3 separate regions of the Homo sapiens genome follow, and regions 1 and 3 are each linked to region 2. Evidence: chromatin loops called from intact Hi-C (ENCODE). Cell type or tissue: IMR-90. All regions are shown on one strand. Each heading gives the region's core, and the rest is flanking DNA. Links, peaks and the distances in the headings are about the cores only.

What was found. Hi-C counts contacts between places; a loop is a spot of excess contacts. Peaks named below come from ENCODE experiments on the same cell type or tissue, not always from the same donor. Only the 100,000 strongest peaks of a DNase experiment are listed, where the experiment ranks them.
Region 1: a loop joins it to region 2, with 5 times the contacts of the local background. A loop is called at or near these places in 26 of 110 quality-filtered maps.
Region 3: a loop joins it to region 2, with 3 times the contacts of the local background. A loop is called at or near these places in 10 of 110 quality-filtered maps.

What each region holds. Positions count from the first base shown.
Region 1 is chr11:123,160,379-123,170,892 of GRCh38, reverse strand. The region is part of intron 1 of CLMP (CXADR like cell adhesion molecule); the gene reads left to right. Among named protein-coding and RNA genes, the nearest start is that of CLMP, 30 kb to the left of the region's middle. RefSeq lists enhancers at 1,197-2,029, 2,064-2,760, 3,459-4,156. In IMR-90, for the core only: a CTCF peak has its summit at 4,710 (motif pointing left); a DNase peak (open chromatin) is centred at 4,452; H3K27ac peaks cover 5,930 bases.
Region 2 is chr11:123,242,620-123,253,133 of GRCh38, reverse strand. No RefSeq gene overlaps it. Among named protein-coding and RNA genes, the nearest start is that of CLMP, 53 kb to the right of the region's middle. In IMR-90, for the core only: a CTCF peak has its summit at 5,742 (motif pointing right); DNase peaks (open chromatin) are centred at 1,323 and 5,753; H3K27ac peaks cover 507 bases.
Region 3 is chr11:123,189,696-123,200,209 of GRCh38, reverse strand. It overlaps CLMP (CXADR like cell adhesion molecule), which reads left to right and starts at 4,962. Exons shown (of 7, transcript NM_024769.5): 1 at 4,962-5,297. The coding sequence starts at 5,270. In IMR-90, for the core only: no CTCF peak of the experiment used is centred there; DNase peaks (open chromatin) are centred at 2,299 and 4,839; H3K4me3 peaks cover 3,420 bases; H3K27ac peaks cover 5,695 bases.

The sequences.
Region 1 (10,514 bases), core at 1,261-9,260, 82 kb after region 2:
AGAGTCCTCGCCCCGTGATGAACAGATAAAGAAACTGGTTATTAAGCTGTGACCAAGGAGGCAGCAGGGAGTATTAATGCCAGCAAACAGTCTTTATAGGATGACAACGAGCTGATCTTCATGCCTCACAGCAGCAAGAAAAAGCAGGCTTCGGCTGGGCGTGGTGGCTCACGCCTGTAATCCCAGCACATTGGGAGGCCGAGCGGGGTGGATCACTTGAGCTCAGTAGTTCGAGACCAGCTTGGCCAACATGGTGAAACCCCATCTGTACTAAAAATACCAAAAATTAGCCAGATGTGGTGGCCTGCGCGTATAGTACCAGCTACTCCGGAGGCAGAGGCAGGAGAATCACTTGATCCTGGGAGGTGGAGGTTGCAGTGAGCCAAGATCGTGCCACCTCACTCCAGCTTGGGCAACAGAGTGAGACTCCATTTCAAAAAAAAAAAAAAAGCAGGTTTCATGTGCAACACAACACTTAAGTTAGCCAAAAGGAGGAACTTCCACAGATCGTTATTGAGGACTAAACTCTGACCTGTTTTCTTCTCTTTCCCAAATTACTACCTAAGAGGCCTGGGGAGTTTGCCCTACAAACCATGAAGTCTCATCAGAGGGATTTGATTTAACCCTGTATAATGTGGCCTGCTTTCCAACCTGACTCGGGCACATCACATAACAAATAAGGAAGGAAATGAAAATATTTTAACCCCAAATATATTTCCTTGCCAGATCTTGAAATTGCCCTACAAAGTCATCTCTTGGGGTTAAAAGTCTACATTCTATAGAGAATTTCCTTTTCCTCTTCCAGACCCTTTTCCTGATCAAAGAGAGAATCCACTAAAAGTCTGGCACCTTTTTAAGTCTGATAAGAAATTTACAATCAATTGTCTCTGAAGCCGTACCTGGAGACTTTATCTGCATAATAAGAACCTTGGTCTTTACAACCCCTTAACTCAGACACTTCTATTGATTGCAGGTCTTTAGATAAACTCTTTCAACCAACTGCCAATCAGAAAAATTTTAAATCTACCTATAACTTGGAGGCACCGCCCACAAACCCCCCAACACCGGCTTCCTCTGCTTCGAGTTGTCCCACCTTTCTGGACCAAACCAATGTACATCTTAAATGTATCCTAAAATGATAAAACCAAGCTGTGCCCCTACAACCTTGAGCATATGTTGTCAGGGTCTCCTGAGAGCTGTGTTATGGGCCATGGTCACTCTTATTTGGTTCAGAATATGTTTCTTCAAATGTTTTACAAAGTTTGACTCTCTTTATTGACACTATGATTGCAATGGATGAAAAATGGGGTAAGAGGGAAGTCTTAGGAGTGGAGTAAAAACCTCCCTATCTAAGAGGGGTTGGACACTGTCCTTCTTGGAGACTGGAAGATGGACAAGATGACCTCAGTCAGACCTAGGCTCAGTGTCTTGTCCAAGGAAGCAGGGTGGAAGCTTTCTCCTGGAGCCCACGGTGATTCTGCCGTAGGCCTGGGCAGGTTTCCATGTCAGCTGCGCTAAAAAAACCCAGATCTGCAATTTGAACCTGAAGCCTTGCAGACAAAGAAGACTGTGTGAAGAGTAGGCCCAGTTACTTGCAAACCCAGCAGGGCTCTTGGCTCCTCAATGCTCATTAGCATCTTAAGTTCACATAAATATATATGAGGCTTGTGGATTCCTCTGGGAATCCCAGAGGCCCTCAGAGCCAAAGCAAAATCTCTTCCTCTTTGCACCTCCTCCTGGACATTTGGAGCCCAGCTGCTTTGGGGAGCCCAGCTGCCTCCAGGGATTCCCCAGCAGGGACCTGACACCTCATTTTCAGAGTGCAAAAATAGACACTTGGTCTTTTGAGGGACCAGAGCTTTGTTCTGTCCCTCCCTCTCTTATGGTGGTCTTTCATATTCATGGGTCCCTGAAGAGCAGGGTTTCCCCACTACCCTCTCATATGCCCCAATCCTGAGTGAATGCTTGGATGCCGCACGTTCTGTGCAAAGCCGGGAGTAGATGCTGCATAACCCAGGGAGGGCAGGTGCAAGAGCGTTGAGGGGAATGAGACCCAGAACATTTTATTCTTAAAGGACTCCTAATCTAATGCAATATGCAAAATAGAGAAGGAACAGCAGAAAGTATACACTTAAGATGCAGCATCCACCTCACATAATCAGCAGCATTTGAACCTTGTAAATTCCACAGAGATGAGGCAGGACAAGAAAGAGTTGCTGCTGGATCCGATTGCAGAGGACTTCTTGGAGGAGGTGGCTTTTGACAAGAAAAGGATGGGTTTTGGAGGGTTCTGACTATTGGTCAGGGTTAGCCGACCCTGTCCTACCCGGCTCCCAGGGGACACTGCAAGGCAATTGAGTGGCAAGGAGAAAAGCAGCCCCAAGGCTTCCTCATTCCCCGTGAATATCCCTGCCTCATTCCCAACTAACTTGCCCAACTATCTCAGTTATTTCCAAATCTGGAAGGAAGAGAGGGCTTTCAGAGAAAAGCCACAAAAAGAAGACAGTGGAATCCAGATGTAGATAGGAAGAACCAGGGGGGGCAGCTGCCCTAGATGCTGTCTGGTCAAAGCTGGAGTGCCGTGGCCCCAGCTCTGGGGTGTAACGCTGCAGCCCTAGCCCTGCCCTGGCCAGATACATGGCCTTCCCTCTGCAGCCTGCTTTGTGGAAAAAGCATAGGTACCACTTAGTGGACCTGGGGTGGGGGTGGGGGGACAGGCAGTGAATAAACGTGGAAAAGGAAATGATGGTGGCAGATGTTTAACCCCAATCATGCTTTTCAGCTCAGATTCTTAGGACAGGATTTCCCCGGTCCCAATTCCTTTGTTGACCATGGCAGGCTGGCATCCCTCCGTCAGTTTAAGAACAAGCTTTCAGCTTCTGGAAATATCGTTCATGCTAAGTAGCCTGTCTGTCTGTCTGTCTGTCTGTCTGTCTTTCCTTCCTGGGCTTGATAAGAGAGACTGCACTCTCTCCATTTGCTTCTCAGGAACTCAACAATCCTCCCTCATCCACACAAGCTTCCTTCTGGACAGGGAAGGAGGCATGTTCCCAACTAGGGAAGAGCTTCCCCTTTCCTTGAGATCTTCAACTTGAAGTCACAGCAGGTGAGATTGGAAGAGTCCTTTGAGGTCATTAACTTCAACTCCTACTACAAGCCCAGAGTGAGGAGGTGACGTATTCAGAGCTGGGGCTATAATCCAGGGTCATTGCTTTGCCAGTAGGGTAAGAGGTAGCATGGAACGGAGGCTGCAGCACAATATCTGCAGCCAAACTGGCCAAGCTTCACTAAAAAGACATCTGTCTTTCGGCGGGGCGTGGTGGCTCATGCCTGTAATCCCAGCACTTTGGGAGGCCAAGGCAGGCGGATCACGAGGTCAGGAGATCGAGACCATCCTGGTTAACACAGTGAAACCCCGTCTCTACTAAAAATACAAAAAATTAGCCAGGCGTGGTGGTGGGCGCCTGTAGTCCCAGCTACTCAGGAGGCTGAGGCAGGAGAATGGTGTGAACCCAGGAGGTGGAGCTTGCAGTGAGCCAAGATCGTGCCACTGCGTTCCAGCCAGGGTGACAGAGTGAAACTCCGTCTCAAAAGAAAGAAAGAAAGAAATAAAAGACATCTGTCTTTCTAACTGGATGGTGTCAAGGTTTCAAAACCTTGAACAAGTTGAACTTCTCTGTATGTGTGTTTCCTCAGCTTCCCAAAACAAAGGACGATAATAATGATACCTCTTCATAGAGTGATCTATAAGATTATTGATAGTAATCGCTATCACTCATCAAATACCTACTATGTGCCAAGCACTGCGCTAAACACTGTATGTGCCCATTACCCCAAGGTACCTAGTGCCATGCCTGGCATGTTAACTGTAATGATTGATTACTACACTCAGAACACAATGATCCACATTAGCCAAGGATATCTCTCCTTTGGTGGCAGATTTTTTTTTTTAGTTTTATTTTGTTTCTAATTGACACGTAATAATTGTACATATTTATGGAGTGCAATGAGATGTTTCGATGCATGTATATGATACGTAACGATCAAATCCGGGTGATAAGCATTTTCATCACCCCAAACATGTATCATTTCCTTGTGGTGAGAACATTCAAAATCCTCTCTTCTAACTATTTTGAAATATACAATACACTGTTGTCAACCATAGTCACCCTGCCGTGCAACAGAACCTGAACTATTTCCTCCTATTGGCAGCAGACTTCTGAGATGGTGGAGCTCTTATGGCCCCCAGTTTCTGAAAGTCAGGAAGACCTAAAAGCAAGAGAGCAGCTCACATTCAGGCTGCACCATGTCTTGCTGACCTGTTCTCCCACACTGGGGAAGGGTCACGGGCCTTCTAGTCCAAACACGGCCTGCTCTCATCTTGTTTAAACAAGGCCCAAGAGGCAGGCAGGCTGTCTGTGGTTAGGGAGGAAGATACAAGGCTGTTTGGGATTCCACGCAGCAGACTCTGGGCTATTGAAGCCGTCAGGCTGATACACAAGCTCTGTCAGGCTTGCAGCTCTTGGCATTCTGACTGCTTCCCCCATGACCATTTATAGTCAATCTCTCTGAAGAGGGTGTAGCCCTGGGGCTTGGCGAAAGAGATAAGGCTGGAGAAGAGGCACCTGGATGTAGGGATGCCCACAGTAACTACTAGAAACCTCGCTACATCCAACACTACCAGTGCCCCAGAACTTGGGCTCGACTGCTCCCCCTTCAGGCCTGCGAGGTATGAAGCCTCACGATGCGGAAAGGAGGTTGGAAGGTGGAATGAATGGAAGGATTGTGGCTGCAAATCATGAATTTTTGGTGGCATTTTGATGTAGGATGAGTCCATATGGCTTTGTAGTAGAGAATTCAGATCTTATGCCTGTTGAATTTTAAAATTTTCTCTTGAAATTTAAGACCTTTTTAAGCATACTGGAAGTAGCAAAACCTTAATAGAACTTGGGAAAATGAAAGATGGCTTGACAGTGTTGACAGTCCAATCTGGTTGCTGACTGTGGGAAGGCCGGCCTCTCTACATCACCTTGCTTCCCGTGGTATCTTCCTGGGGAGAGGGCACTAGGTCTCACTTGTCCTGCTTGTCCTGGGTAGACCCTGTGCTCTCTTAGTCCCTAGGCTGATGAAAGATTAAGGGAGGGTTTGGGAAAGGTCCCTACAGTCTTTGGGCTGGGTACAAAGAACACTGCTTTTGAAGCTGGCTCGGTGAATTTCTAGCAAGTCAGGAAACTGAAAATAATGATGCTAAAAAGAGGAAAGCTTTTAGTGGCGAGCTGCTAAGGCCTGGGGAATCAGTACTTTAAGATGGTCACCATGGACACCATGGACCTTTGTGCACCTGCCAGGATGCAGAAAAATAATAATGTCCTTGTTAACTATGAGAGGGACATCTGGGCATGGAGGGAAGGGATGGTCAGGAACAGGGCTAGAGTATTAATATTATGCGGTAGGTACCAGATACTGGATCATGGACTTCATATACACTATTTTGTTGTTTTAATGTCATAACTGTTAGTTTCATCCTTATGAATGAAGCTAAAGTTGTAATAGGTCAAGTAAATTGCTCAAGGTTTTAGACTTACCATATGGTGGAGCTGGGATTCAAACTTCTCCCTACTTTCAGGCTGTTTTTAGCAGCCTGTTTATACCAAGGTTAGCTACGTGTTTGGAACACTCCCTCCTGGGGGATGCCTTGTCATCAGAGGGCAGCTGACAGATCAGAAGATGCTATGGTGGATATGAGGATCCTTCCATCAGGCTGGTAAAAACTGGAAAAGTTGTCTCTGGTCTGAAGAGGTGTCTATTTTTATCAGACGCGTAGCCTGTCCCATGCACAATGTAGAATGATACTGTCAAAATCGCGTTTTTACAGTCCTTTTTCTAGAACTTTGTAGAGAGCATGACCCTTCTGTTACGACATCCTTTCTTTCTTGGACATATTAGAATATACTTGATTATGTTATAACATTCTTTGGTTAGTTTCAATTCCAATGATTCTAAGGTCACTTTTCCTAACTTTAGGAGTGTATTATCATGTTTTAAAAACATGTTAGTGCAAACTACAAACTCATTTATTCATCTAAATGTTTTGAGCACTTACTTTATTGAGGCTGACACTAGGTTCAGACTGGGAACAGGAAGATGGATAAGCTCATCTCTTCCCATGTGAGACAGATGCATAAACAAGTACAATGTTGTGTGCTAAATTGTCACGGTGTTTAAAGTGCTATACAGATAGCTACTCTCACTTGATTAGTTTTTCATTCATTTAAAAAAAAAAAAATCAAGCCAGGCATGGTGGCTCACATCTTTAACTCCAGCACTTTGGGAGGCCGAGATGGGTCAATCAACTGAGGTCAGGAATTAGAGACCAGCCTGACCAACATGACGAAACCCTGTCTCTACTAAAAATACAAAAACTAGCTAGGCGTGGTGGCACGTGCCTGTAATCCCAGCTACTGGGGAGGCTAGGGTGGGAGAATTGCTTGAACCCGGGAGGCAGAAGTTGCAGTGAGCTGAGAGTGGGCCACTGCACTCCAGCCTTGGTGACAGAGCAAGACTTCCTCTCAGGAAATAAAATAAAAATAAAAATAACAATAACTAAATCAATGAGTTCCTACTAATTGTGAGGCCCTATTTTAGGTACCAGGAAATCCAAGGGGAGTCTATTAAGGCAGACAGACAAAGAAATAGATAAATTATATGATACGAATGGGGGTAAATATAACAGATAAGGACAATTTTTGGTAGGTATTTACTATTGATTTTCGTAGAAGCAAATTATTTAGTACTTCCCCTGGAACAGAGCAAACACTGATAAATAAATGGTAGGCCATGTTGTTGTTAATATCACTATCATCACTACTGGAAAATAAATAGTTGGCCAATTAATTTGGATTTTTTTAATAAAACAAAATGTGGGCACTATTGTCATTGTTGCATTTTACAGAGGGAACCTGTAGACGATGTGATTGAGCGGCTCCACTGTACAATGATTTGCAGTAAAGATTCGAAATTTAAGCAGAGACACTCTAGCTCCCAACATCTCCCTCTAGCTGTGGGCCTCAGAACCCATAAGCTGGTCATTAGTCTGGCCCTCTCAGCCTCCACGCAAATTAATTCTGACTCTACCTCTAACCCCTAGGATCCAGTCCTTGAAAGATCTGACATTACCTTAGGACCTTCTCCCTCTCCTGTTCCCTACACTTAGTAAGTTGCCAGGCCCTAGGGGCCAGTGGTTCTCCCCTTTTACTGAAGGCTCCTGGCAAAATGCAGATTCTGATTTAGTAGGGATCTGGGTGGGGCTCTAGGTTCTACTTTTCTAACAAGTTCCCAGGTACTGCTGCTGGTCCCCAGGCCACGCTTTGAGTAGCAAGCCATAGATTACAGCTCCATAGTGTCTCTTTCAACTCTCTTCCTTTCTCTTGCTCCTGCTATCTCCAGCTCAGGCCATGCTTACTTCTCCTCTGGAGTCTAGACCAGGTTTCAGCCTCCTGAATGGTCTCCCTACCTGTAGCCTGTCTTTCTGCTCCATGCTACATGTGTCTGCTAAATTAATCTTTCTAAAGTATGACTTCCCCATGTTAATTCCTAGCTGAAACACCTTCAGTCACTCCTCACTGACTAGCAAACAGGACACAAATTTCTCCAACTGAAGTGAAGACCCTCTAAGATCTAGCCGTGGCATTTTCAATGGGAACTCTCAGGATTCCCATTGATTTATCCTGTTCTTTGTCTCCCTTGCCTCTTTGCTTAGGGAATTTGTGGACACCCTTCTTTCTCCTGACTCTTCTTCCTGCTTCCAGCTGTAGCCCTAATCTCCCCTTCCTTCAGCCCCCAAACCCTCTCCCTTCTTCAAGGTACAGGTACCCACTTTCCTAGCTGGGAATGATCTCTCCTGCCTTGAATCTGCCATGGCTCTTTGCCTAAATATGGTTATTTATGCTGATTTTTTATTTTTTGGTTTTCTTCTCTCTTTTTTTTTTGAGACAGGGTCTCACTCTATCACCCAGGCTGGAGTGCGGTGGTGCCGTCTTGACTCACAGGCAGCTTTTGAGCCTCCCGGGCTCAAGTGATCCTCCTGCCTCAGCCCCCCAAGCAGCTGGGACTACAGGCACTTGCCACCATGCCTGGCTGCTTTTTTTTGTATTTTTTTTTTTAGAGACAATGTTTCGTCATGTTGCCCAGGCTGTTCTCAAACTCCTGAGCTCAAGCGATCCGCCCACCTTGACCTCCCAAAGTGCTTGGATTACAGGTGTGAGCCATCACACCTGGCCATTTATGCAACTTTTATCTTCCCTTGTGGACTATAAGCTCCTTCATCTCTCTCAGCAAACCCCATAGCACCTCTGACGGTGTCTTGCTCCCAGCAAGCCCTCAATTAATTCATCCCAGGTGCCTGAAAGATTTATTTCCCAGTTCCTCTTAATGGATCTCTGTTCTATTTGCATTATACATGCATTATACATTATACACGTTCCTGTTTTGGATGTGTTTTAACATTATAAACCACCTCAAATCATTTTGGAAACTGGTGTGTTATAAATCATAAATAATCAGCTGAAGAGTAGACTCTCAGGAAATGTTTGTTAAATGAATAAATGGATGCTTTCTTCAAAGCTGAGTCGCTGTCTGTTCTTCCCACTTTCTCCTGCCTCGGGTCCTTCTGCTCATCTATTCCTCTGAGAGATCTTCCTGTAGCTCTTTAGAATCCTGTTCAACTCTAAAATGAGCTCTGTGTCCTCCAGGAACTTCCCCTTAGACTGAGCTGTTCTGTGGCACTCAGTGGCATTTGGTTTAACATTGTCCACTAAACTGTGAGCTTCTTCAGGTTGGGGCCATGTTCTCTGCATCTCTGCATCTTTCCTGTTGCCAGCACAGGGGTTCTCAATCCTAGCTCCACATCAAGGTTCTCTGTGCAGGTATTCAGGAGCTCAAAGCCTCATATTGTACATGAGGCCTACTGAATCAAGTGGTTCTCCAATTTGAGAGCCAGTGCATCGTTAGCACCTGCAGGGCTTGTGAAGACACAGATTGCTGGAATCCACCCCAAGGGAGTTTAGGTCCAAGAGTCTGCATGTGTAATACGTGACCAGATGATGGTGATGCTCGTCCAAAAACTACTCTTGGGGGACTGCTGTTCTGAGGGGTGACGCCCAGCCATTCTGTATTTATTTTTGTATATTTGTTTGTTTATTTATTTATTTATTTATTTTGAGACAGAATCTTGTTCCGTTGCCAGGCTGGAATGCTGTGGTGCAATCTTGGCTCACTGCAACCTTTCTTTCCCGGGCTCAAGAAATCCTCCCATCTCAGCTACCCAAGTAGCTGGTACTGCAGGCACATTGCCACCATGCTTGGCTAATTCTTTGTATTTTTTTCTTTTTTTAGAGATGGGGTTTCACCATGTTGCCTAGGCTGGTATCGAACTCCTGGGCTCAAGCAGTCCACTCACCTTGGCCTCCTAAAGTGCTGGGATTACAGGCATGAGCCACCATACCCGAACCCATTCTGCATTTAAAGAAAAAAAAAATCAGTGCTTCTCACATGCAGGCTGAGCATGACTGGTTTAGTGCATGGTAAGGGCTTGATACATATTTAACAGGTTAAATTATTTGCTCCATCTGTCTCAGTTCTACAGTCTCAAATAGATTATAAGTAACTTGTGATTAGAAACCAAGTCTTAAAGCACTGCTCTTACAAATCTCACTGGGCAGAACCCAGGGCTAGGCCCAGGGCTGGGCACGTAGTAGGCACCTGGTACATACCTAGTACATACCTTTGGACAAGTAATTGCCTTTCCTGTCCCTTTCCAGTGCTGCTGTCAAAGGAAGGCCAAGGAAATCTAATGCTGCCTGTTTCAATCAATAAATAGGAAGGCAAGTTTCTTGTCACCTTTTTTTTTTTTTTTTTGAGGCAGGGTCTCACTCTGTCACCCAGGCTGGAGTGCAGTGGTGTGATCTTGGCTCACTGCAACCTCCACCTCCTGGGTTCAAGCAATTCTCCTGCCTCAGCCTCCTGAGTAGCTGGGATTACAGGCATGCACCACCACGCCTGGCTAATTTTTGTATTTTTAGTAGAGATGGGGTTTTGCCAGGTTAGCCAGGCTGGTCTTGAACTCCTGACCTCAGGTGATCCGCCCACCTCAGCCTCCCAAAGTTCTGGGATTACAGGCTTGAGTCACTGCACCCCTCCCCCTTGTCAACTTCTTTGAAGAATTCATGCCTGAGATGTTTATAGAGGAAGAGGCTTCAAAAGGAAGAGAATGGAAATAGGACTAAGCTATTATACATCTTAGAAAACAAGTCAATCAGAGACTTGTCTCTAACTTGAGCCAATCCAAATAATTCTGCATAATTCAGCTCCTTTCCCAAGTTTCTCGTTGCATATCTGCTGCACTCTGATTTCCCCTTGAAATTAACTGCGTCCATGTGAGCCAGCATTTAGGAAATCATTAATAAGTGCAGTGAAGACATGCAGCAAAACATGCTTCTAAGCACTGTCCTTCTGAA
Region 2 (10,514 bases), core at 1,225-9,224:
TAAAAATACAAAATTAGCTGGGCGTGGTGGTGCATGCCCGTAATCTCAGCTTCTTGGGAGGCTGAGGCAGGAGAACCCCTTAGAACCTGGGAGGCAGAAGTTGCAGTGAGCTGAGATCATGCCACTGCACTCCAGCCTGGGTGACAGAGTGAGACACTGTCTCAAAAAAAAAAAAAAAAAAAGAAAAGAAAAAAAGAAGAAAGCACATGTTCTACTGCACCGTCCCTATCTTCAGTCTTTTAAAATATTCCCAGAAAATCTATGTCGTTTAAACAACTGAATATTTGTGGTGTCCCTAGATAGCCTTATTTCAAGACAAACCAAAAACTAAGTGTTGCTTTCCCATGGGGGCAAAAGCAGGAGAGGGGCCATCTGTCCACTCAAGTAAGTTTCCACTGTGGGCACCACCTGTCCTGGGAACCAGAGGGGAGCCCGGGGAAAGAGCAGGCTCAGGTCCAGCCCTCCAGGAGCTTCCAGGACCCGCAGTTGTGGCTCAGGCAGTCAAGTGGGTAGAGGTGCCCTTTGCTGAGACAGGGTTAACAGAGGAGTGAGCAAGTCTTGGGGGTGGGGGTAAATAATGAGTTCCATTTTAGCCAAGTTGAGCTTAGGTGATCACTGACTGGAATGGAGTAGGTGGGCACATAAGTAGATCTGGAGCTCCAGAGAGAAATTTGGGTGGAGATGAAAACTGAAGGCACAGGAATGAATCATCTGTGGAATGAAAAAAGAAGGCAGCCAGGGCCACAGTTTATCTTTGTTTGAATGAATGATTGAATATATATATATATGGAAATGTTATGAGTTAAAGCTACAAAAATAAGGGAGCTTGGCTTCAGATTGCAAAAGTCTAGGTGACAATGTGGCAGGGTTCCAGGCTCCTCTCCCACTCTGGGTATTTTCTGAACAATCTCTAGCTTGTTCATGTCCTGCCAAATATACTTCTCAGGAGTGAATGCAATTGTCTGCTTGCACTATAAACATCCCGGGGTGGAAGACAACCCTCTCCTCCCTCATTTTAGATGCTATACTCCTATTAATGCAGCTCAAACTCATATTAAGCTTTCTAACTGTGGCATCACACTAATGATGTACTTCGTCTACTATCTGCCTGCCTTTGTTTTCCGTGGCTGCTGTAACAGAGTACCACAAACTGGGCGGCTTGAAATTATGGGAGGATGGAGTCCAAAATCAAGTTTCTAGCAGGGCCAGGCTCCCTGTGAACCCTGTAGGGGAGGATCCTTCCTTGCCTCGCCTCTTCCCGGCTTTGGGTGGCAGCCAGCAGCCCAGGGCCTTCACTGGCTTGCAGCTGCAATGTTCCAATCTCTGCCTCTGTCGTCACTTGGTGCTCTCCCTCTGTCCCAATTTCCCCCTCCTTATAAGGATCCCAGTCATATAGGATGAGGGCTCACACTAATGACCATGTTAACTTGATAGCATCTGCAAAGATCTGATTTCTAAACAAGATCTCATTCCCAGGTATGCAGGGTTAGAACCTGACCATATTTTTTTGGAGGACACAATTCAACACATATCCCTGCCAAATAAAAACTCCAAGTCTTTCATCCCCTTTGCTGCTGCAGCCTTCCCAAGCCTCATCTAGTTTCTCAACCACAAGCTTCAGTTTCTCTTGAGTGCAGATATAGTAGGAGGACTCAGCCACACACAAGACAGACACTGCTGAAAATGACTGTGAGTCCCCCAGCATCTCTTCTCAGCAGGTTTTACAGCCTCAGAGTGAGGAATCTGAGAAAACATCACCCATCCACTCTCACTTGTTGGGTTTCTAGCTTTCCACCCTGTCTCTGCCTCGGACTCTGTCTCCACCCCTGCCTGTCTTGCTGTTTCCTTCTGTAGGCTTTCCTATCTGCCTCTCCTCTCTGTCATCTTTCTCTCCTTCACACATGTGCTCATACATACACATGCTTGCTCACACACAGGCGTGCAAACACACACATGCACACCCGCACTCCCCTAGTCCATCCTGCCTGAGCGATCACAAATCCAAACGAGACAGCATGAGGAAGTCCAACAAAGGGAGCCCTGATGAGCAGACGGACGGCCATTGAGTTTGCATTTCTTATTCATAGAAGGCGCTGGAAATGTGACGGAGAAGAGCTGCTGCCAGATGTCTCATGCCATGGCTTCATTGATCGCTCTTTCTCAGCATCAAATGAGTAACAGCACGACCAGGAGAAAAATGCTCCTAAAAACTGGAACAGACTGTCAACTGGTTCCAATAAAGGATCCGATTCATTATTTTTCAAAACCCAGACTCGGGCCTGAACATAAAGTAGATTTCTTTTTTTTTTTTTTTTTTTTTTTTGAGACGGAGTCTTGCTCTGTCACCCAGGCTGCAGTGCAGCGGCTTGATCTCGGCTCAATGCAAGCTCCACCTCCCGGGTTCACGCCATTCTCCTCCTCAGCCTCCCGAGTAGCTGGGACTACAGGCACCTGCCACCACGCCTGGCTAATTTTTTGTATTTTTAGTAGAGACGGGGTTTCACCATGTTAGCCAGGATGGTCTCAATCTCCTGACCTCATGATCCACCAGCCTCGGCCTCCCAAAGTGCTGGGATTACAGGCGTGAGCCACCGCGCCTGGCTGATTTCTTTTTTTTTTTTTTAATTTATTATTATTATTATTCTTTTCTATAGTGCTGAAGTAGGTTTCTTAAGTCAAAATATCATCCTATCTTCTAGCTCTTGTCCTCTGTCTTGAAGAAATGAGGACGTGAGGAAGGCGAATTGTTTGGTTGATGAGATGTTTGCAGCCATTTGGGCTGTTAAACAAACAAAGCCCACGTGAAACATCCCCCAAATTATTCAGAGCACAAGTTCTTGCTACGAAAAATAGTAATATTTGCTACAAATAAATACATTTACAATGTAGTATTTTAGTAAGGCTAAACACACACACACACACACACACACCGAAAAACCATAAACAACACTGAAAGGCAAATATTTCTGATTCTTCCTTTCTGCCCTAAATCCAGTTCAGCTGCAAGTCCCATGAGCTCTTCCCTCAAGGAGTGTCTAGGGCTCATTGACTTCTCCCCTCTCCAGTGGCTGCCACCCATAGCTAAGCCATCATCACATCTTATCTGGACCGACACACAGTCTTCCTCACTGTCTGTCTGTGGTGCCCCCTCTGCCTCCCTCACTGTCCTTTTGCCAGAGAACCGCCTGCACGCCCTTTGAATAAGGTAAATGAGACCATCTCTTATGCCCATAAAATCCTTCATTTCCAACCTCATCTAAGATAAGAACTGAATTCACCGCAGCCTTGCTACCTCTCTAACCCCATAGCCTCCTGCTGTCCCTCTTCTTGTTTTTCTTTTTTCTTTTCTTTTTTTTTTTTTGAGACAGAGTCTCACTCTGTCACCCAGACTGGAGTGCAGTGGCGCGATCTCAGCTCACTGCACCCTCAACCTCCCAGGTCCAAGCAATTCTCATGCCTCAGCCACCTGAGCAGCTGGGGCTGCAGACACAGCTGGGCCACCGTGCCCAGCTAATTATGTCTCTCTTGTTCTCTATGCCGTGGTATCAACAGCCTTCATTTGGACACTGGTGCAGCAGGCTTACTCGCCTGTGGGGTATTTGCCCTTTCTCTGACTTCTGTCTGAAGGTTCTTCCTGGGTTGAAATGTTGCTGACTCCTTGTCCTCATGTGGATCCCACCTACTCAGAGCAGCCCTTCCCAACAGCCTCAACTAAAGGAACAAACTCCCCCATCACCTTACCTTGCTTCAAAGCACTCACATGCAGGGTGCAGTGACTCACACCTGTCATCCCAGCACTTTGGGAGGCTGAGGCGGGAGGATCACTTGAGCCCAAGAGTTTGAGAACAGCCAGGCCAACATAGTGAGACCCACTCTCAGCAAAAAAAAAAAAAAAAAAAAAAAACACCCACTACTTTTTTAATGAGCCAGGCATGGTGGTGCATGCCTGTAGTCCCAGCTACTCAGGAGGCTGAGATGGGAGGACCTCTTGAGCCCAGGAGGTCTAGGCTACAGTGAGACACTGCACCCCAGCCTGGGCGACAGAGTGAGACTCTGACTCAAAACAAACAACAACAACAACAAAGCACTCACCAAAATCTAAAACTATTTACTTGCTTTTACATTTCTCTTCCCTCTTCACTTAAACTCCACAAAAGCAGAAACCCCATCTATCCTTTTGTAAATCACTGAATCTCCAGAATCTAGAACAGCACCTGATAACACACCCTAAGTGCTGATTGATTGTTGAATGAATTCATGAAGGTGTTGAATAAGGTGTTGATGAATAAGTTAAATTTTTTTAACTTTAATGACAGACCTAGGGTTAATAACTCTAATATGTAAGAGCCTTTATTATTCAGCAAGAAAAATATGAATAAGCCCAAGAAAGGCTGGGCCAGAAGTTCCCAGCCAAGATCCAGGAAAATATATTCTCAGCCCAGACAATAATACTGAGACACCATCTTTTCCTGTCTCTTCTGTTGAAAATAAAAAGGATGTTAAAGGCAAAAGGGAAGGAGGTATTTGACCCTGTAGAAGGGACCGAAAATAGACAAGCCAGGCGTGGTGGGTCATGCCTGTAATCCCAGCACTTTGGGAGGCTGAGGCGGGTAGATCACCTGAGGTCAGGAGTTCAAGACCAGCCTGGCCAACATGGTGAAACCCCGTCTCTACTAAAAATACAAAAATTAACCAGGTGTGGTGTTGGGTGCCTGTAATCCCAGCTCCTAGGGAGGCTGAGGCAGGAGAATCGCTTGAACCTGGGACGGGTGGAGGTTGCAGTGAGCCAAGATGGTATCATTGCACTCCAGCCTGGGCAACAAGAGCAAAACTCCATCTCAAAAAAAAAAAAAGAAAGAGAGAAAGACAGAGAGAGGAAAGAGAAAGAAAGAAAGAGAGAGAGAGAAGGAAAGAAGGAAGGAAGGGAGGAAGGAAGGAAGGAAGGAAGGAAAGAAGGAAGAAAGGAAGGAGAGAAAGAAGAAAGAGAAAGAAAGAAAGAAAAGAAAGAAAGAAAGGAAGGAAAGAAAGAGAAAATAGATAAAAAGAAGAGGTCAAGGAAGGAAGAGGACGAGGGGCCATGTGGTACACGTGTCACTTTAAGTTACCAGGTCAAGCAATCAAGGAGGGTGCTGTCTCATTTCAGGATAACTGCAGCCAGCCCCAGTGAGGCAAGGCCAAGAAATAAAGCATTGTTCACTTTCTATCACTGCCTGGTCTCCGTTCCCCTCCTCTCTTCTCTGTTTTCTTGTTCCTGGAATAGACGAATAGAATTAAAGTGGAACCGGAGAGAGAAAAGTGGTCAGTAGGAATATTGAGGGGAGAGGTATATATTAATAGAATAATATAACATAACAAAATATCTGTTTGGTAAGTGATAGGCTTGTGGCTGTAATTTTTTAATTTTTCTACAATAAACATATTACTTGCATAATTTTGAACTTTAAAAAAATAATAATTCATCATGGGGTGGGGCATATGTATTTACAGAATCCCATCGGTGGTACCAGACCCCATAGCTCCCCGATCCACACAGCTGCAACTGGGTAGTTATAACATTTGTATCTCCCCAAATCAGCGTAGAGTTGATGGAAATTCAAATGGTGATAGAAGACCAGGGCAGGAGAAAGAATAGAAAGACAAGGCACGGACATTTAATCAATGACCCTGAGGAAATTTGAGCTGATCAAGCTGCAGGCGCCCCTGCTCCCGACAGGAGCCAGTGACACCCGCTGCCCACAAGGGGGCGGTATCTAACCAACTGCAAACCCAGCTTGAGCGGCCGCGGCACCTGAATGCAGCTATTTGGAATACACTCGAAAACTGAGTTTCTTTAGCCATTGATTAGTTTATGTGTCTGTCTTGCTATCGTTTTGACCCCAGAGTGCACCAAAATACTGAAAGCTCAGAACTGGACGCCAATTTTCAGGAGTAGCTTCTCATAAAAGATCAACAACATTTAGTGCCAATCCTTTGATGACCTTCCTCCCTGCTCATCTCACACAAAACCCAAAGCCTTGTTAGCCCTTGAAGTCACAAATTACATTAAAAGGAAAAAAGGGAAGAAAAATTCAAAGTCTGGTTTCAGAGCCAAAAATGGAAGGTGCTGGCCGGGCATGGTGCCTCATGCCTGTAATCCCAGCACTTTGGGAGGCCAAGGCAGGCAGATCACTTCAGGCAGGAGTTCAAGACCAGCCTGGGCAGCATAGCAAGACCCAGTCTCTACAAAAAATACAGAAAGTAGCTGGGCATGGTGGCGCACTCCTGTGGTCCCAGCTGCTCAGGGAGGCCTCAGCCTCCTGAGGCTTGCTTGAGTCCAAGAGGTCAAGGTTGCAGTGAGCTGTGATCAAACCACACACTCCAGCCTGGGTGACAGAATGAGACCCTGTCTCAAAAAAAAAAAAAAAGAAAAAGAAAAAAGAAAAAAGAAAAATCCAAAAATGGAAGGTGGAGGGATGTCTCTAAATAAGAAAAACATCTGGGCAGGCACGGTGGCTCACACCTGTAATCCCAGCACCTTGGGAGGCCGAGGCAGGTGGGTCACCTGAGGTCAGGAGTTTGAGACCAGCCTCAACATGGAGAAACCCCGTCTCTACTAAAAATACAAAATTAGCCGACTGTGGTGGTACATGCCTGTAATCCCAGCTACTCGGGAGGCTGAGGCAGGAGAATTGCTTGAACCTGGGAGGTGGAGGTTGCAGTGAGCCAAGATTGCACCATTGCACTCCAGCCTGGGCAACAAGAGCAAAACTCCATCTCAAAAAAAAAAAGAAAGAAAGAAAGAAAGAAAAACATCTGAATAGAGGTTACCATCCGGTCCTGGTGTCATCTTAGCCCTCCCATCCCACTCCCAAAGCCAGAGGGGCCCCCAAGACAAAGAGGCCTATATAAAAATGCAGAGCTGGCCGGGCACGGTGACTCACGCCTGTAATCCCAGCATTTTGGGAGGCTGAGGCGGGCGAATCATGAGGTCAGGAGATCGAGACCCTCCTGGTTAACACAGTGAAACTCCTTTTCTACTAAAAATACAAAAAAATTAGCCAGGTGTGGCAGTGTGTGCCTGTAGTCCCAGCTACTTGGGAGGCTGAGGCAGGAGAATGGTGTGAACCTGGGAGGCGGAGCTTGCAGTGAGCCGAGATCGCACCACTGCACTCCAGCCTGGGCGATACAGCGAGACTCCCTCTCAAAAAAAATAAAAAATAAAAATAAAATAAATGAAAACACCAGAGCTATGCTATTTGAGCCTGGGATTCAGGACCACTTCAAATCCTCAGATCTCAACAGATCACAGAAATCAAACTCTATTTACTTCCGCATCCCTGGTCCCAAAGACTTAGCTTGACAAGGAAAGAGAGCAAACAATAGACCCGGAAACCAAAGACCAAATCTAAATAATGTAATTACTCTCCAGTTGCACCTCACTGGTTTATTTCCTTTGGATGAACACCCCACCACACCCACAAACACAGTGTGCTAACCTTTATCTAGAATCAGGGGTTCTCAAACTTCAGTGCGCATCAGAACCCTCTGAAGGGTTGATAAACCACAACCGGCCGGGCCCCTCCCCTGGAGTTTTTCATTCAGCAGGAATAGGGTGGGCCTGATAATTTGCATTTCCAACAAGTTCCCACTGACGCTGATGCTGCTGGTTGAGGGACCACACTTTGAGAACCACTGTTTATTAATAACACAGTACAGAGGGATTGGCCCATATATTGACTTAAGCATGAGAATGCTCAGAAAAAAAATCCATCAAATAAGAAACTAATGTTTATTAACACTACCATATGCTGGATGCTTTACATTCGTTATCTCCTCTTATTTCATCTTCACTAATTTCTGAAATTCAGTATCATTATTCCCATTTTCAAATGAGAAAACGAAGGCTACAGGAGGTTGGTTGACTGAGGTCATTCAGCTAGTAAAGTGTTAGAAACGGATTTGATCCAGCTTCAAAGTCCATGCTGAATATTCATTCTATCTCCCATATGAAAAGCAGATGAATTGAAATGAACAAAGAAGAATAAAAATAAGCAGTTTTTTTGTTGTTATTGTTGTTGTTGTTTGAGATGGAGTCTGGCTCTGTCTCCCAGGCTGGAGTGCAGTGGCGCGATCTCAGCTCACTGCAACCTCTGACTCCCGGGTTCAAGCGATTCTCCTACCTCAGCCTCCCAAGTAGCTGGGATTACAGGCACCCACCGCCACTCCTGGCTAATTTTTGTATTTTTGGTAGAGGTGGGGTTTCACCGTGTTGGTCAGGCTGGTCTCGAACTCTTAACCTCCGGTGATGTGCCCACCTCGGCCTCCCAAAGTGCTGGGATGACAGGTGTGAGCCACCACGCCCAGCCAAAAATAAGTAGCTTTTAAATGAAAGTGGAAAAGCAAGCAGTGTAGGGAAGCTTTATAGCCACAATTGGTATCAGAGGTGGCTATGAGGTCGCCCTCGTGCCCCATGAAACGTGTAGCTCTTGGAAGAGGCCGGACTCAGAAAGCCCAGCCAGTGTTTAAGCTGAAGTAGCAACGAGAGGTCCTGCCTCAAAGAGAACACTATACATTATTTAGAATAGCAAGTGATTTCTATTTTTGCACTCTGAGGAGAAGAGGTATTTGCCAAAAAGAGTGTTAGGGATGTTTGTTAAAAGGTTTTTTTTTAACAGATCAGAAATCCCCAAGTTGGAGGCTTTTTAAAATGATGAATCAAAAAAGTGGAAAAAACAAATGTGACGAATGCTTAAATGGCCAAGAAACTGATTAACACCCCTCACAGCTTTCAGGTTTCTAACTCAAAAAGCAAGTGTTTGCTTCCTTAAGCATTCCCTTTCTGTTTTATTAGTCAAACAGGAAGCATTTTGATTCTGAGGGTTTTTGTGTGTGTGTGTGTTTGGTTTTGTGTGTGTGTTTGTTTATGTGTGGGTAGGGGAAGTTTCTATTCAAAGTAATGCATTGTCAGGAAATACACCTTTTGCATAAAATAATCTCAATATCCAACAAAGACTCAAATAGTTGGTATGTCTTGGCGAACAATTAAACAGATTTACATCATTAGCAATAGCGTGGAAATAAATCTAATTTCACCGTATTAGGTTACACACAATTTAATTCAACCAACAGAGCCTCCTCTGTGCAAACAAGGTGTTACCTACAAGAAACTTGTAATTTAATCAGAGTAGTAAGATGGACATACTAATAATTATGGTAACCATGATCCAGCGGGAAGGAAGCCTGTCATGAAGAATCACTGCTTTCTTCACAGTCCCTCTCACGGGTCTCTTTCTGCTCCTGTCCTGGTGTATTGTCCGCCAGCTGCCGTCTAAATGGTTCTAACCCTTCTGATGGCTTTGTTGCCCCTGACTCTGACTCGCCCAACATGCTGCTACCAGACTTATCTTCCTAAATCAGAGGGAAATTTGATGCCCCAGCTCAAAGTCTTCCTGGGGGTTTTAGTTACCTGCAGAGCTAAAGTCATACTGGTTATCAATGTCCTCCACAATTCAACTGCAAACCACCTCACCAACATTATCCCCTTTCACCCGTCTAGGAAAGGCCTCAACTCCAGGCAAATTGATATCCTCGCTATGCCTGAGACACTACAGACCCTCCTACTTAGAACCCAATGACACTGACTGTACCACTCGTTTATTGCCATGGTGCCGCAATGAACACGTGCTGCCTCGAGACAGTATTTACTTCGGTGTGTCTATCTCATGGCTCACCACGATTCCTTAAGAGGAGGAATTGTGCATTATTTGCCTTCAGTACTCAGCGCAGGCTGGATGCACAATGACCTTTAATAAATCCAACTGGCTGAGACTGTGGCTTTAATGAAAGATAACAAGTCATATCAAGTCTTGTTTTCATATCTTGCTTACAATGATCCACATTTAAGTCCATCCAAAATAAATCTGAATGTACAGAGTCATCTCAGAATCTCTTGGAGTGACACAAAGTATATTGAAGAGTTAAGATGCCGATACGCTTCAGGTGGATATATCTGTTATTCTTTGATAGGAACATTTCCCTGGTCTTTTCAAAGTATGTTAAGTGTCACAGAAAAATATCACAAGGGGGTATAGGCATCTGTTCAGTTTCATTTATTCCTAGGTTAAGAAGACGTGGCCTTCTACAAAGGGGACCAAGCTGGGAATCACAGGAGCTTCTTGGCAGTACAATCATCTGAGACAGCTGAACCAACTGGGTGTGAAAAGTCTTCTGATGACCCTGCTAGATTCTTCAGGCTAATAAGCAGTTTTTCAACAGAGACTTCAACTCAGACGCACCTTTTGATGATACGGTATATTTCTTCTATTTTTTGCCTGGTGTTCTTTCATGCTGTTTGGGCCAGTTGGTTACTTTTTTTCTGACTTGAACAAAGATAAAGTAAGATAGTTATTTTCCTCTGATCTATAAACATAGTTTTGAGATATTGTTTAGGATTGATGATAATAAATTAAAATAGTAGAATGCATACGATTTGTGAAATGCTTTTCTCTTTCCTCTTTCTCACCACCACCCACCTC
Region 3 (10,514 bases), core at 1,770-9,769, 53 kb after region 2:
AGATTAAAAGACATGGACCACAGCCAGGCTCAGTGGCTCATGCCTGTAATCCTAGCACTTTGGGAGACCGAGACAGGCGGATTGCCTGAGCTCAGGAGTTCAAGACCAGCCTGGGCAACATGGTGAAACCCCGTCTCTACTAAAATACAAAAAAATCAGCCGGGCATGGTGGCAGGCACCTGTAATCCCAGCTACTCAAGCAGCTGAGGCACAAGAATTGCTTGAACCCAGCAAGCAGAGGTTGCAGTGAGCCGAGATTGTGCCACTGCACTCCAGCCTAGGCAACAAAGCAAAACTCTGTCTCAAAAAAAAAAAAAAAAAGATACGGTCCATGGTTCCCAGGTATGAGATGAGAGAAGAGCACAGGTCTCCATCTCCCCCTCAGTTCACAGCACTTTTCTCCCAGGATGTCTTTTTGGCATCTCCTACGCTAGGTGTAAGGTCCTGCTGTGATCTCCATAGCACTCTGCTCTTCTCTGAGCAGAGCATATCTCACTCCATGTTGTAATTGCTTATTGGTTGTTCATTTCCCTTAACTCACCAGAAGCTTCTGCAGGACAAGGACAACTTTTCCTTTGTTCACCATTGATTTTCCAGTGTTTGGCATATAGTAGGTGTTTAACAAAGATTTGCTGTATTATTGATTGAAAGAAAGAATAGAAAGATGGATGGAGGGATGGATGGATGGATGATGATTTATCAGCTCTTCAGTTACTATGTCTCCACGTAATTGGGTAACTTATCCTTCCATTCCTGACAAGTTAACTTACCCAACTTCCCTAGTTTGTCAGCAGTACTATTCAAAAGACAGTGAGGTGTAAAAGCTTTGAATCTCCTGACTTTATATCCTGCTTCAATCATTTACTAACCATGGGATGATATGCAATTTATTTAATCTTGCTAAACCTTAACCTTAGTTTCTTCATTGTGGTATGATATTGTGATACCTGTTAATCATGCTTATAATCTCTGGAATATACCAGGAGGTAGATAAATGGTCGGTATCAATCTTGGCATATGTAACAATGTATTCAGTCATTTATACTCAGATTCGGTGCCTCTTTTCTCTTCCACTCTTTTCACCCACATTGATTGTTATGTACTTAACCCTGTCAAATCTTTCTTCCCAATGTCTTCTACACTGTTTCACTACCCTCATCTTATCTGCCTATTTAATACAATAGGTCCTAAACAGTCCCTGTCCTTCAGGTTTCTTCTCCAGTGCGTCATACACTCCCGTTGATAGCTCTAGAATTCCTGTAAAGGAGAGGTTTAGGGTGGTACTCTTTGGCTCCCCAGAAATTGGGAAGGACAAGGGAAGTGTCTTGAATCTGCATATGTATATCACTCTACAAAATATTGAGACAAAGGTAGCTTGACAGATATGAAAGGGTCGCAAAAGTTCTCCACCCTGGCCAACTGTTGTAGTCACCTCTGGGCAGAAGCTGCCAATTTCCACTTCCTAAAATAAGGCTCTCATCAAGGTGATTTTTCTTAAATTTGTTTCAAAGAGCCTGGAAGAACACTGCAGAACGAGTTCTAGAATCCTTTTCCTCACATTTGGAACTTGTCACAGTTTTGCCCCCCAGGGCATTTTGCTTCAACAACAATTTTTATTTCAAGCATTTCATTTCATTCAAGGCCCCTCAATATGCCAAAGCTATTCCTAACTCCATGTCTTTGTCCAGGAATGCCCCCACTCATGGCTCTCCCCAGCTCATCTCTTCTAATGACATTCTGTTCATCCCCCAAGGGCTGGTTCCATCATTGCTCTCCTCCGCAATTACCCCAGCCTAAGGTGCTCTTTCCTTTCTTGGAATTCCCACTGTTTTTTATTGTCAGGATAATTTACTGTGGCATTTAACTATCTAACTTTCTTGTATTGTTGTTGAAACATTTCCCATGTTGGTGTTTTTTCTCCCTCTGAACTGAGAGGTCCGTCCATTCAGGGTAAGGACTATCTCGTAATCTTGGGATCCTCCGAGGCACCCAGCCCAGAGTGGGGCCCAGCACTGGTAGGGATGGGATGTGAGTTACAAACCATCGCAGAAGCACTCTCTCTCTGCTCTTCCTGCCCAGAGACCCATGCCAATAGAAAAGAGGTTTCAGATTTAGAGACAGACACCTTCAGGGACCCAAAGATCCTCTTCCAAAAAATATGTGCCATATTGGCTACAAGACTTGGGGCTGGGAAAATTGAGTGCTTGTGACCCAATCTCAGTCTAATCATTTCCTGTGCTGGTGACTAATGACCTAGAGCCAAAGGCGCCTGTTACCTTCGGCTTGAGCAACTGGGTTTAAACACATATCTGCCTACACCCACACACATCTGTCTTCATGCGCACACCAGCCCTCAAGCAATAAACAGCACTGGCATTACTAAGTTCTTGAGAAAGGCCACCAGCAGCGGTGGGGTGGAGGTGAGGCTTTAAAACTTGTGCAAAAACCCCACCTCTAGAGAGAAATAAAAAGGGGGAATCTGGGTGAAGAATTTTTGTACTATTTTCAACTTTTTTGTAAGCCCAAAATGTCAATTTTTTTTTTAATTATAAAGCAGAAACAACAAAAGAGTTACCTTCTGTATGTAGTTTTTCTGCCACCTTCTCCAGCCTTTAAGAATTACTGTTTTTGGCTGGGGATGGTGGCTCATGCCCGTAATCCCAGCATTTTGGGAGTTCGAGTCAGGTGAACTGCTTGAGCCCAGGAGTTTGAGACCAGCCTGGGCAATACAGCGAAACCCAATCTCTACCAAAAATACAAATATTAGCCGGGCATGATGGTGTGAGCCTGTAGTCTCAGCTACTTGGAAGGATGAGGTGGGAGGATCACTTGCACCCAGGAGGCAGAGGTTGCAGTGAACCTGGGTGACAGAGTGAGGCTCTGTCTCAAAAAAAAAAAAAGAAAAGAAAAAAGACGGTTTTTTCAACATATTCATTTACAAATTATAGTTGTGAATGTATCTATTTCCCCTATTAGACAATTAGTATGAAATGGAAAATAAAGTTACTTCGGAGTCAAAGAGACCTTTTAAACACTTCTCAATATAAAAAATAATATTTTTAAATATTAGAATATTAATATTGGAATAGAAGCATTTTAATTCTATTGTGATCTGGGGCAAGATATTTAGGCCTCTCTAAGTTATAGTTTCCTTGTCTTCCTATTCATGCTAAGGGATGGTGATTTTTTTTTCAGTGACTATCCCTTAGCAGTATAATAAGAATGATATAAAAAGGTCAATAATATGACCCAATAAAAACCACGTAATAATATAATATGATTCTGGGTCCATACTTGGTGTTCATGACATACTCCTCCCAGGTTTTTTTAAATGTCAACTTCCAAGTTCTACTCACTTTGTGTCCTCACACCTAAAAAAGCACCTGGCATAGTGTGGATGCTAACACATCGGTATCGAAGGGGTGAGGGAGTGAGTGGAGAAATGCTGCAATTCTAAAGCAATGCTCCAGCTGATCCGCGAGCCCTAGGAACAGCCCCAGCTTTTGCAAGTCCTCTGAGTGACCTTGTGAAACTTCCATAACCTCTCCAGGCCTTTGCTTTCCTAGTCTGCGAAATGGGACGGGTTTTCATTACACATTTGCATTTCATTGCAAATGTGTGACTCGGCAGCCCACCGGCCCCGGCGGGGTTCATCTTTCTTCTCAAGAGCGCTGGCCCCGGCTTCCAACCTGGGCTCTGGCGAGGCCGAAGGTGAGCGATTGCGTCATCATGCCTCTGGGCAGCTGAGGGAGAAGCCCTCCAGGGACATTCAGAGACTGGGACCAGAGTTTCTGAGAGGCCCTGGGCACAAGGTCAGGGCAGGAGGTCCAGGCAGCTGAGGTCTGAGCGCCACCCTCACTGCCCTTTCTTAGTCTCGCTGCCTCCCGCTGCCGCTGAGCAGCAGGGTAGTGAAGGGCAGACTCCCAGGGGCCGACCCTGGGGCGGGGCTGCTCGGCTCCGCGGAACCCACCGTCCGCCCCCGTCCGGCCGCCAGCCTCCTGCCCTCCGCGAGCCTCCTGGGCCGGGTTCCCGGAGCCCGGGCGCGCAGGCCCTGGCACCAGGGGGATTCTGCTCCCTCTGCCTTATGTTCTTTCTGAAAGGGGGTGGTGCACATTTTGGCCAGGGCCACGTGCAGAGCACTTTGCTGCAAAGCATCTCGATAGACCTCTTTCCACGGGGCTGTGGGTCCCCTTCCCCTGGGTGCTGGCTGGCTTAGCTCTGCTCGGGACCTGAGGGAGCGCTGCTGCAAATACCGACAGTAGAAAGCGAGCGAACGCGAAAGGCCCCAGGAAAGCCAGGCCAAGGGGGGTAGCCGGGTGCCAAAGCAGGCAGTCGGTGGGGAGAGCCCTGGTCGGCCGGCCGCTGGCTGCCTTCGCACCCACTTCCGCGCCCCGCCGTCGGCCTGGTCAGTCTGGTGGCTTTACACTAACAGAACCAGACGGGGAGGGAGAGGAGAGGCGAGAAGAGCGCAGAGGACAGAGGGGAGAGGGCATGAGGAGACGAGGAGGGAGAGGCAAGAATGCGAACAAGGAGACCTAGAGAGGAAGAGATGGAAGAGAGAAACGCCAGATTTGTGAGAGACGTGGAAGCAGAGAGAAACGAGAGTAAAAAAGAAGCGAGAGAGAAGTGGAGAGAAGGACCAAGTGAGAGCAGAGCTCTAGGAACGGACAAGGCCTCGTCCATGGGCTCTCAGCCGAGGTGTCACCAATGCCTCCTGCAAAGAATCAATCCTACGCCCGGCGCCTCTCAACCCACCCGCCTCTGCACGGCCCCAGGTCTCCCCCGGCCCTCCCTGCCCGGCCAGCTCACGCTTCTCCCCGACCGGCCCCCACCGCAAACCCCAAACGCCGCGCGGGAGGGAGGGAGGGAAGGAGGGAACAGCGAGAGAGAGAGGGAGGGGCTGCGGTAGGAGGCAACCATGTGGTTCCAGCTGAATTTTTTTTTTCCCTCTCTCTTTCTTCACTCCTTTTTCTTTCCAAACAGGGAAAAGTGTTCCACGAAGCGGTAGCGCCTTTTCGCCTCGCGTTTTCCTCCCTGACCCTGGTCCCGGCTCCCGTCCGGGCGCCAGCTGGTGGGGCGAGCGCCGGGAGCCCATCTGCCCCCAGGGGCACGGGGCGCGGGGCCGGCTCCCGCCCGGCACATGGCTGCAGCCACCTCGCGCGCACCCCGAGGCGCCGCGCCCAGCTCGCCCGAGGTCCGTCGGAGGCGCCCGGCCGCCCCGGAGCCAAGCAGCAGCTGAGCGGGGAAGCGCCCGCGTCCGGGGATCGGGATGTCCCTCCTCCTTCTCCTCTTGCTAGGTGAGTGCCTCTGGGAGGGCGGGAGTTTGGATGGCCGTGGGCAAACGCAGCCCTGCGTCCGGGAAAGACGCCGGTTCTGACCGGGTGTCCCTGCAGCCCCTGGAGTCAGCCGGCTTTTCAGTCCCTGCCTCCTGGCCACGGAGGAGCACATCTGGCAACCGAGGGCCGCCCAGTCGGCCATCGAGATTGTCTCGCACATCTGGGCCCTTGAACAGGCTTGGGGAACCGTTTGATGTGCAGGGTCCTCTTTAGGGCGGTGTTTAGTTTCTGGTGTATCTGGGAAAAGTGGAGAATTGGTGGAGGGAAGGTTTATCCAGGAATTTTTGTGCCAGGTTCCTGAGGGTGGGGGTTTTTTGTTGTTGTTTCAAACAGGCGCCTCCGAGGCTCAGATTAGAAACAGATGTGTTAAAGGGTGAGCAGAGTGGGGGATAGGCAGGGTTGGAGAGGAAAGGGGAGAGGGAAAAAGGGCAGGGCCCAAGGAGCACCAGGAAGATGCAAATGCCCCAAGTCACACAGGGAAGGAAGGAAAAGGGGAAAGGGGAAGGGTTGGGAAGGAGAGAGAAAAAGAGGAGAACAGGAATGTAAAACAGAAGAGCAAGGCTGGGGGAGTCCGAGCACAGAGAGTGAAGAAGACTTGGAAAAAACGCAGCAGAGGAACCAGAACAGAGGGAAATAGAGCAAGCACCACTTTTTCCTGAAACAGGCTCCAGAGCAAAGGGAAGAGTCCTCCTGAGCGTCCCTTCCTGGGGTCCCCCAGGCAGGACTCTTGGGGCCTCAGAGGCCCTGAGGCAGAGGCAGGTTTGCAGGAGAGGACATCAGGGATGTGGGTGGTAGGAGCCCACCGGAGTGACTGGAAATGTCTGAGGAGCCAGGGCAGGAAAGGCAGTCAGGGAGAGCCAAGGGCACGTCACTATGCACCCTGAAGCATGGGATCCACTGCAGACAGGCCCCACAGTTAGCTGGAGATCAGAAAATCAAAGAGCCAGCCAGTGGTCAAGAGTGAGCACTACCCTGAACACCAGGCCACGGGAGAGCTGGTCCTGGTTTTGAACTGACTAGCTGGGTGGCCTCAGACAACTTACTCCTTATCCAGGGCTTCCACGTCTTTAGCTCTGGAAAGAGAATACTAGATGGTTCCTAAGTCCCTTCTAGCCTACAACACCAGAGGTTTGAAGGAGGCTGGTGTCTAGAAGAACCACCAAATCCTGAAATACGTGGTTAGAGTTCTCTGTCTTTTTTGAAACTTTACAAACCAATTATACTGTATGCATACCCATCTTGGCCAGCCTCAGGCTGATAATCACTTAAGTTAGAGAAATGAAAGAGGTGGGCTAAGCCAAACTATTGCTCAAGTAAGGCAGGTGGGGAGGGGTTATTTTCTAAACTCTTTTAGACTTAACCAAATACTGCAATACTGTTCCTGTGCACATCTGGCGCAGCTGGATGGCACCTTGATTCCCTTTACTGGACTCTACCACTAGGTTACCAATCACCAGATATTTAGTAGAATGAAACTTCAGGGCTCTCTTATTAAAAACAGCTAATAGTCCTTGTTATATGAACACTTTATATGTACTATCTTGGTAATTCGTTTGTTCTTCACAACAAGCCTATTGGCTGCCCAGCCATCCTTGTTGGCTACCCTCATTTTACAGATGAAGAAACCAAGCTGTAAAAAGGCCAGGTAACTTGCTCAAGGCCACACACTCATAATTAGGGGAGACGGAATTTGAGCGCAGGCTGCCTGCTTCCAGAGAAAGCTTGCTAAAGCGCATTGCTTTACAGCCTCCTGTGGCTGCAGAGATTCTCAAAGCGCTTACCCTCTGCCACACCTGGCTGGCTCTTCGATCTCACCATCCTCTTCATGGAATGTAAGATGTCAGCGTGACCTATAGGAGAGAGGTCTGGGAAAGGGAAAAAAAATTTGCACTTTTTGAGCACCTGTCCTTATTTAAGAAATGGTTTGGAGCCATGGAATGCTCGGACACTGTTCAGCAAAGGCAGAAAGAAAACACAGCAAGTTGTCTGAATCCTGAAATCATCATACTGGTCCTTTAAAGGGGCAGTTCCAGGGCTGCTTCTGATCCTGGCTGGCATGGTTTTTGGCTTCTCTTTTTCTAAAGATTGCACAGTATCAAACAGGGGCTGGGAGGGTGGAGAGTGTTCATCGTCTGAACTGTGGGACAGTTGACTCCATGTTTCCTGGACCTGCCAATGAGTGAGGTCAAATAACCCACCTCTCTGATGTGAATGAATAAGAAGTGCTCTGAGCCCCATGGAGAAGAGAGAAGGAGCTCCAGCTCAGCCCCTCTTCTGACCCACTATCCTGCCTCACTCCCGTAACGTTCCGGCCCTCATTGTGCCACCTTAACTTCTCTCCTGGATGACTATAGTAGCTGCCACGTTCCTGTCCTGCCTGTCCTCTCTCCTCCATCCTGCACACTGCTACCCGAGTAACCCTGTGAGGCCGCTGGTAGAATGCACGAAGCTGGAACTTAAGAGTCTGGCAACCTCTCTGGTTCTTATTCTGACTCCCTTGTCTGTACAATGGGCATAGGGGTAGGGGAATGTTCAATTCAAAATTTCTATAATTCTATGGTTTTTCTCCCTTCTTCCAAAAACCTTTAGTAGTCTCATTGCTTTTAGTGTTGAGTATAAACACTTCATTCTGACATCAAAGACTTTACATAATGTCATTCACAGCTCTTCCTCTACTCACCCCCAGATACTCGGTAGGGAACCTGAATTACTTCATGCGCCCAAAACATGTCCCATGCTTCTTTCTAATTCTATGCTTTTGTTTATGATAATCCCCCCACCAAAACTGCCTCCTTATTTCCTGCCACTGCAGATCAAAATCATGTTCATTCCCCAAGTCTCACCTCAAATGCCACTTCCTCCATACACCTGTCCATGGTTTCACCAGCTGAATATACTTTTTTTCTTTTGAGTAGTCTATTTGACCTTTGAATCCCAATAGCCTTCCTCTTATGCTACTTTGTATTATGGTGTTCCAAATGCTTATCTAACACCCCATTAGAATGGAAGCTCCATGAAGGCAGGGACAGTGTCTCATTCACCTGTGAACCATGTTCAGTACCTTGCATAAACACTTGTGAACTATTTGTTAAGAGATAATTGGATTTTTGAAGTATTTGAAATCTTTAAGGTCAAGAGAGGTGAAAAATTTGGAAGATCACTAACCTTTGACTGCGGGATAACCCAATAGTGAGGAGCCCAGTTTTAATTCAGCTTGCTTTGAGCTTCCTTGTCTATTAATGCAAATAGGACCAGTCCTATTTTTAAAAAATTCACAAAGAACATTACAGGGATAGGGACCAGATAATATATTTGTCATACAAATTTATTTTGTATATCGTGTGTGCTAGTACCAGATTAAAAATAGACTTACCTGTTGAAACTTCTGCCAGCACGGGGAAGGAGCCTGGTTTCGCAGAAAGTGAGTTTGAAGAAGGCATGAATGCATAGTCCATTGGTCTGTAAGATAACGACAGGTCTCAGTAGGATTCCATGTCCTACCCTTATCTTCCCACTTTAATGGTGATGGTCATAATAACGATATATTCCCTGTAGGCTTATATCTAGTCATATCCTATTTTTGTCTTGTGCTTATCTGGGCAGGGTACACATGAGTATTATTTCATGAATGCATCTAGTGATGATGGATATTTTTTAAAGGTAGAGTCAAAGATTGCCAGAACTGGAGGAAAACTAAGAGACTGTTTAAATCAATCGTTCTTAAAATTTTGAGTCCCAGACCCTTTGTAGAATCTGATGAAAATCACAAAACCAACTTCTTAGAAAAAGACATGTATACATCAAATTTGCCAATAATATTTAAGACCTCATTGAGACCTCCTGATACTTTTCCTTGGAACCCAAGTTAATCTTTCATCTAAATCTATGCCTTCTTTTAAGATGAAGAAGAAACCAAAGTTCAGAGAGGTTTGGCTAAGGTTATACAGCTAGCTCAGTAGAAGGGCCAAGACTGGAACCCGAATTCCATGATCCTATTACACATTTTTGAAATAGAAAAATGTCTCTCCTTCCTTTTCAGCTCATGTACTTAAGCTTCAAGATCACAGCTGCTCTTGTGATGCTTCAGTTAAGTGAGCTAAATGCTGAATAATTGGCATTGGTTTTTATTATATGAGAAATTGCCTGAAAAATCAGGCAGGCGTCATAACATTTCAATTTTGCCAACGTAACTGGAAGTCCTAGGAACTCTGCAGTGTCATGTATGTCTGGTGTATTCAGGAGAAAGGAATTAATACTCAAAGTCCCAAAGATGTGGGTGTATGTGTACAAGGAACAGGACTGGAAATCAATAGCTTTAGCTCCTTAATCATTTCTTCTGGGTGAGCCTAGGAAAATCATACCACTCTGAGCCTTAGTTTTCTCCTTTGTAAAATGAAAATATGAGATTAAGGTTATCTCTAAGTTTCCTTATACCAGTAACATTCTCTGAATTTTTTTTAATTCTGAGAATTTTCTGGCTGGTCCAGATGTGGTTGTCATCAGGAACAGATGGGTGTTACCCTGCTTATTGATTTTTTCAGGCACTGTTCACTCATGGCAATTGGTAGCACATGATGATAAACCAAGAAGGGTCAACGAACTAATTGGAAGAAAACAGTAGTAATCTCCATCCTGGAACTGCCCTGCGGCACTGTTAGCCATGGAGCACCATTCAGGTTCAGGGTGATGGCCCGATCCCCCCACCCAGGAAGTTCAGTAACTGAAATACTCACCAAAAGGACCTCATCTTAAGCAGGGTTACCTACAGAACAGCCTCAAGCATGGACACCTAGGATAGACTTCAGTGCAGAGGGGCTACGGTATAAAACTATTTGTAAGCAGGAGCTTTGTTTTTTTTTTTTTTTTTTTTTTGAGACAGAGTCTTGTTCTGTCACCTAGGCTAGAGTGCAGTGGCACAGTCTCCACTCACTGCAACCCCTGCCTTCCGAGTTCAAGCGATTCTCCTGCCTCAGCCTCCTGAGTAGCTGGGATTACAGGCACCCACCATCACGCCCAGCTAATTTTTTGTATTTTTAATAGAGATGGGGTTTCACCATGTTTGCCAGGCTGGTCTCAAACTCCTGACCCCAAGTGATCATCGGCCTCCCAATGGGCTGGGATTACAGGCATTAGCCACCGTGCCTGGCCATTTTCTTCTACTTTTAAAATTAAGGCAAA